Linked DNA regions of Homo sapiens: region 2 is linked to region 1. The links are chromatin contacts, found by Hi-C or POLR2A ChIA-PET in ENCODE. All regions are on one chromosome and are shown on one strand. Each heading gives the region's core, a stretch centred on a gene start or an enhancer-like site at or near the end of the contact. The rest is flanking DNA. Distances are from core to core; before and after follow the strand shown.

What was found. A loop is a pair of places that touch in the nucleus more often than their neighbours do. ChIA-PET counts read pairs that join two places held with the same protein, here RNA polymerase II (POLR2A). Pooled maps may share reads with other maps.
Region 2: a pooled map shows a loop between it and region 1 (7-fold over the local background). The contact joins two enhancer-like sites. A Hi-C loop is called at or near these places in 9 of 50 pooled maps. POLR2A ChIA-PET finds 5 or more read pairs at or near these places in 2 of 52 experiments (activated CD4-positive, alpha-beta T cell and activated T-cell).

The regions. Positions count from the first base shown.
Region 1 is chr4:83,356,100-83,359,420 of GRCh38, reverse strand. No RefSeq gene overlaps it. Among named protein-coding and RNA genes, the nearest start is that of HPSE, 23 kb to the right of the region's middle. Within about 2 kb of position 1,985, at least 7 of the 41 ENCODE cell types and tissues checked have a DNase peak (open chromatin) inside an H3K27ac peak, as active enhancers do.
Region 2 is chr4:83,229,352-83,232,344 of GRCh38, reverse strand. No RefSeq gene overlaps it. Among named protein-coding and RNA genes, the nearest start is that of COQ2, 54 kb to the left of the region's middle. Within about 2 kb of position 1,266, at least 7 of the 41 ENCODE cell types and tissues checked have a DNase peak (open chromatin) inside an H3K27ac peak, as active enhancers do.

The DNA of each region.
Region 1 (3,321 bases), core at 736-3,235:
TCTAATTATTTCTTTAGCTTTCAAGAAGTCACAGTTGTTTTTTTGTTTTCTGTTTTTAGATGGGGGTCTCACTCTGCTGCCCAGGCTGGAGTGCAGTGGCATGATCATAGATTACTGCAGTCTTGACTTCAGGGACCCAAGTGATTCTCCCACCTCAGCCTCCCAAGTAGCTGGGACCACAGGCGTGCACCACCACGCCCAACTAATTACTTATTTTTTTTCATTTTTTTTGTAAATATGGAGTTTTCCTATGTTGCCTAGGCTGGTCTTGGACCCCTGGGCTCAAGCAGTCCTCCCACCTTGGCTCCCAAAGTGCTAGGATTATAGGCATGAGCCACTGCATTCAGTCAGAAGTCACGGTTTTAAAAACATGTAATACTCCTTATAAATCTAGACAATTTCAACACTTACTTTAAAGAACAAAGGTTAATTTAATTGAGTAAATTTCCTTAAATATTTCCAACTATATTTATACATTTAACATATTTGATTTTCCTTTCAAGTACTGCTTAAACAAAACTTTCCCATTTTCTTAGGTAAGTTAATATCTAATAAATTAAACCAATAATATTTCAACTTAAAATCATGAGCTAAATCAATTGCTCAATTACACACTTAAGAATTACAAAGCTAAAGTATTACTCTAATCGGCCAAATTCTCTTAAATGTTTCCATATCAAACATGTACAGTTTCTTTAACCCCAAAATATTCAAGTATAGGTGAAATTTCTGGTAAACATTCCTATACTTAATCCTCTCTGAGGTTGAAAGATGCTTACTCACCAAGGAAAAGATTATGTCATTCCACATTCTTGCAGAACAACCAGAGGTTTTAGCTAGGACATTAGGCCTGGACTGCAGACCTCCAGGATGGCTTTCCTCACAAGCCTGACCTAGGTTGAAGTCCCTTTTGTAATTTCTATAGTTTTTCATGCCATACCTTAAAAGGGGCATGGTCACTTACAGGGCTGACTTACTCAGAATTAGGCAGAAGGGCATAGTGTCTAGAGCCTACAATACTTACAGATGCCCACAAATGTGTTCTAATTTTTATTTCTTTTTAAATCAGGACAAAAATTAATAAAATAATAATGCACATATAACATTGAATCCATTTGGATTATGTTTATCTGTATACCAATGCAGTGCTAAAATATAATTTCTAATTCATTTTCCCACAAAGGCAAAAGTGCCCAGAGCCCATGAGAGTCATAATGTGGCCCTGGTCACTTAGCCCACATCCCTGAGTGTGAATCCTATCATGACCTAATTATTATTATTTTTTTTTTTTTTTTTTTTTTGAGACAGAGTCTAGCTCTGTCACCCAGCCTGGAGTGTAGTGGTGCAATCTCGGCTCACTGCAAGCTCCACCTCCCAGGTTCACGCCATTCTTCTGCCTCAGCCTCCCAAGTAGCTGGGATTACAGGCACCCGCCACCATGCCCAGCTATTTTTTTGTATTTTTAGTAGAGATGGGGTTTCACCATGTTAGCTAGGATGGTCTCGACCTCCTGACCTCGCGATCCACCCGCCTCAGCCTCCCAAAGTGCTGGGATTTCGTAAAGCAACTTACAGAACTCTGACACCCCACTTAGACTGGCCCATTGTGCCAATGCACTTTGCATTTCTTTGGCTCTGTAGATATTTATGTATCTGAATTCACAGAATTCTGAATTCTTTTTAAATTTTTGCTATCTTGAAGGGTATACAACCCTTATATATGTTAAAATGTTATCCAATTAGCAAAAAATTCAACAGTCATTTCATAAAGGAACCTATTCAAATGGCAAATAAGCACATAAAGAACATTATTAGTCATCATAGAAATGAAAAAGAAAACCACGATGAGGTGGATTATACACCCACCAGAATGGCTAAAATTTTAAAAACTGGCAACATGAAGTGTTGGTCTAATGGAACCACGAGAGCTCTCATACATTGTTCATGGGAGTGTAAAATGATACAACCACTTTGGAAAAACTTTTGGCAGTTTCATACCAATCCTATGACTCAGAAGTTCCACTCCTAGTTATTTACCCTTGAGAAATGAAAACATAGCTCTACAAAAAGAGTGAGATAAGAATGTTCTTAGCAGCTTTATTCATAATACCAAAACTTGTCAACAACCTCACATGCCCATCAATAGGAAAATAGATAAACAAGCTATGATATATTCACGCAATGGAAACTACTTAGAAAAAAATGAATAAACTCAGATACATTCAATAGCCTGAACTAATTTCAAAAAACACTGTGCTGAGTAAAAAGAACTTAACACAAAGAGTGTGTAACCTGTAATTCTTCTTCCTCTTCAAGTTCTAGAGCAAGCTAAACTAATTTATGATGGACAAAGTCAGAACAGTGCTTGCCTCTGGGTATGGGGGCGGGGATTTACTGGGAAAGGGCTTAAAGGGACTTTCTGGAGTGATAGACATTTGGATTTATGAATTTGTCAAAACTCATCCAATGTTACACTCAAGATTTGTATATTTTATTGTAGGTAAATTTTACCTAAAAGCAAAAAGAACCATAAACAAATGTCGAACTCTAGTTCATAATACGAATGTTGAAGTCTTTATTTTTTTTCTTTGCTTAGAGATAGGGTCTCACTCTATCACCCAGGCTGGAGTGCAGTGGTGCAATCATAGCTCACTCTAACCTTGAACTCCTAGGCTCAAGCAATCCTCCCACCTCAACCTCCCAAAGCGCTGAGATTATGATTACGGTCAGATGGAGCAAGAACCCTCTCTTAGTAGCCTGTGAGCCTCCAAACATGGAAATAAAGGAAAATTCTGAGTTCCTTCAAATGAAATTCCAGGCACTTAGCTAGCCCTGAGAAGTAAATAAGCAACCTGACAAGCAGAAGGTAACAGTAGCCTAAAACAATAGACGAGGAAGTTAGAGTCAGATGCTTGGTTCCTCTAGAGAAACTAAAGATAACAACTTTCTTTTTTGTTTCTTCTTTTTTTTTTTTTTTTTTTTTTTTTTTTTTTGAGACAGGGTCTCACGCTGTTGCCCAGGCTGGAGTGCAGTGGCACGATCTCAGCTCACTGCAATCTCCGCTTCCCAGGTTCAAGCGATTCTCCTGCCTCAGCCTCCCAAGTAGCTGGGATTACACGTGTGCACCACCAGGCCTGACTAGTTTTTGCATTTTTAGTAGAGATGGGGTTTTGCCATGTTGCCCAGGCTGGTCTTGAACTCCTGAGCTCAGGCAATCCACCTGCCTCCGCCTCCCAAAGTGCTGGGCCTGGCCCTAAATATAACATCTTAATATATATCCCTGAGTTGTTTTTCAGAAACCTGGATCTCCACCAAATGGATC
Region 2 (2,993 bases), core at 17-2,516, 130 kb after region 1:
AGAGTTAAGAGCATGGGAATGACACTTCTGTGAATTACCACTTGGTGCCTGTTCATTTTTCTCTTCTGAGCAAAGTCCTCTCTTGTGAAATTCTAATACTTTGCATAGAATATTCAGAATTTCCAGACCTCATCGTTGAAGATTTCTTTTGCCTTCACAGTCATAAATATGTTGTAAGATTTGTGTTCCCAAGATCAAAGACAGGTCTCACAAGGGGTCCCCTGCTCTACTACCAGGACACCAACATTTGTTCTTGGTGCATCTTACATCAGCAATCTTTGAAATTCATTAGGTGAGGTCCTATATCCTTTGTTGTATCAGTCATCATCCCCAGCACAGGTTAAACCTCAGATTTCTCCACTCTAAGTGTCCTTGCCCTCAGGGAGGGTGACAGGATGTGGGGTTTCTTTCCAATGTTTTAGGACACACTCATAGCAAAACATGTCCACATCCTGTTGCAATCAGTGTGGTCAAATAGTGTGGAACAAATCAGCCCTTCCTGATATCTTCTGCATCTGAGGCAACCGTGTCCCTTATATGATGTCTGTAGTCAAAGGTTAGACTAGACTAGACAAAGGTTGGTTAGAAAACCAACTCTCAACCACAGACCTTGGTAGTTTCACAACTGTTTTTAAATAATCTCTTACTTCCTCCTTCCTCTCCCTTATCAATGGGGAAATGGTGGGAGTCTCTGGAGCAGAAGCCATAAGCTAATGAAATGTCATGGGACTGGACACACTAATGTTAAGGTCTATGGGCTTTACATCCACAGTTCCAAAAATCTGTCATCTCAGAGCATTAGCATCCAGCTATTTTTTTTTTAGTTTTTGTAGAGATGGGGTTTCACCATATTGGCCAGACTGGTCTTGAACTCCTGGCCTCAAGTGATCCACCTGTGTCGGCCTCCCAAAGTGCCCTGAACCAATACGCCTGGCCAAGTGTGTCTCTCTTTAAATAACTCTCCCCCTTTTTTTCTGTTCCACATCATCCTGTTTGGAAGATAGAGATTTCATTTTGCAGCACTTCTCCCAAACACTTGTCATCTTCCCTTTGGGAGTCTCTGTCCAGGGAATCTTATTATTTAGGAAAAATTTTTAGATGTGTCTTACCAAAGTCTCGGATATATATCTAATGATGTCCAACTCTCCCTATCATGAACTCTAGAATAACCTGACCACTTTTGCCCATGGGTTTCTGTCACTTCTACTTTTCAGACTGGTTCCTTCCGGTGGCCAGCATTTGGTACTTCCTCTACTTTCTGTGAAGACTCTCATTTAGTTAAAAAAAAGAAAAAAAAAATTACTGATGCCGTGGAGCATAGTATTTGTAGATACAAAGGACCTCAGAGGTCAGCCCCTCTCACTTGTTATATGAGGCATCTAAAGTTCTAAGGACTGAGATGTTTGCCCAAGGTCATGTAGTTAATAAATATCATCTATATCAGGCCACTTCGTATGATTGGGCAGGATGTTTATTACCAAAAAGCAACCACCTGACGGGTGAGTAGGGACCAAAATCCAGTCTGTGCTCCTCTTGCCTTGCCAAGCTGTGAGTCCTGCTTAGGACTCTATGCCACACCCCACCACCAGAGAAAAAGGCCTCTCTGTGATTTTTATAAAGGCACTATTTGGCTAATAGTGACGCTAATCTATATGTAAACTTTTCTTCTAATTATCTCAAACCTAAGTGTTAGAAAAAAGTTAATTAGGAAGAAACTTTGCATTTTTATTTTAAAGGAATTAGTATCCTATAACTTTTATGTTCCTAACAATTCTTACATCTTTTTCAAATGCTATTTGTTAATTCTTAAGCAATCTTGGCATTCACAGATTGGGTTGTTTGTTTGTTTGTGGAAACAAGGTCTCACTATGTTGCCTAGGCTGGTCTCAGACTCCTGGGCTCAAGCAGTTCTCCCGCCTCAGCCCCCCAAAGTGCTGGAACAACAGGGATGAGCCACCATGCCTGGCCAGATTTGATCATTTTTGCTTCACCTACTCAAATTATGGGGATGGGGTACAGATTCATTTTTGCTTCACCTACTCAAATTATGGGGATGGGATACAGGTTCAGACTAGGGTCTCAGGATCCAGGACTCTGCTTGAGAATAAGAAGGGCTGGCCCAGGGTTATAGGGTGGAACCAAAGAGAGACTTATGCCCCCACCCACATAAGGGCAGCTTTCTGTCTGATACAAAGGACCTAGTCCAAGGAGACAAGAACTTAATCACAAGGGAAAAGTCTGGAGTAGAGGACAGGACAGAGAGTAGTTCAGAGGCAGACGCTGGAAAGATTTCCTGAGACAAAGGTTCCTGGGGAGTGTTCTTTTGTAGGGGCCTCCTGTGTGCTTTGGATAAAACTGGAAAGTCCAAAAGGCCTAGTCAGCCTGCAGAGCTCCGAGGCAATGCAACAATGCCACTGGAGGTCAAGAGGAGGCGATGACATCAGAGACCAATGACCTGGTTTCAGTGGGACAAAACACTGCAACAAGAGCCCAGCAAGTGCCCACTGGGCCAAACAAAAGCCCACTGTGAACCAGCCACAACACCACCAATGCCACGTGAGTGCATAAACTTTCCCTCTCCCCAAGGCCATCTTGGCTAAGGGAAGAGGAGAGAAGAAAATGCCTAAAACGCTGAGCATTTCCCCAAAAGAGATTAGGTTAACCCCAAAGTAGACTCTGGCTACCTTTACTTGGAAAGTTTATGTTTGGTGATCTACCTTCACTTCATCACTCTATCTCGCCATCAGAGGAAACGGGGCCTTCTGGACAAGAAGAGAATAGTTACAGAAAACAAGAAGGCTACGTGTTCAAGCTTTGAATTCAACTTAACCCCATTACACCTGGTCCCTCGGATCCCAGAGGACATGCTTTGCACATTATTCAGAAGTTACAGAGTTCAAATATAAACGTAGATGACTCTTTTGATGCCCTTGAGGTTGGCTTTTATGCATCAAAAAAGGTTATTCAGAGGTTACTTAGCTTTAAAAATTAAT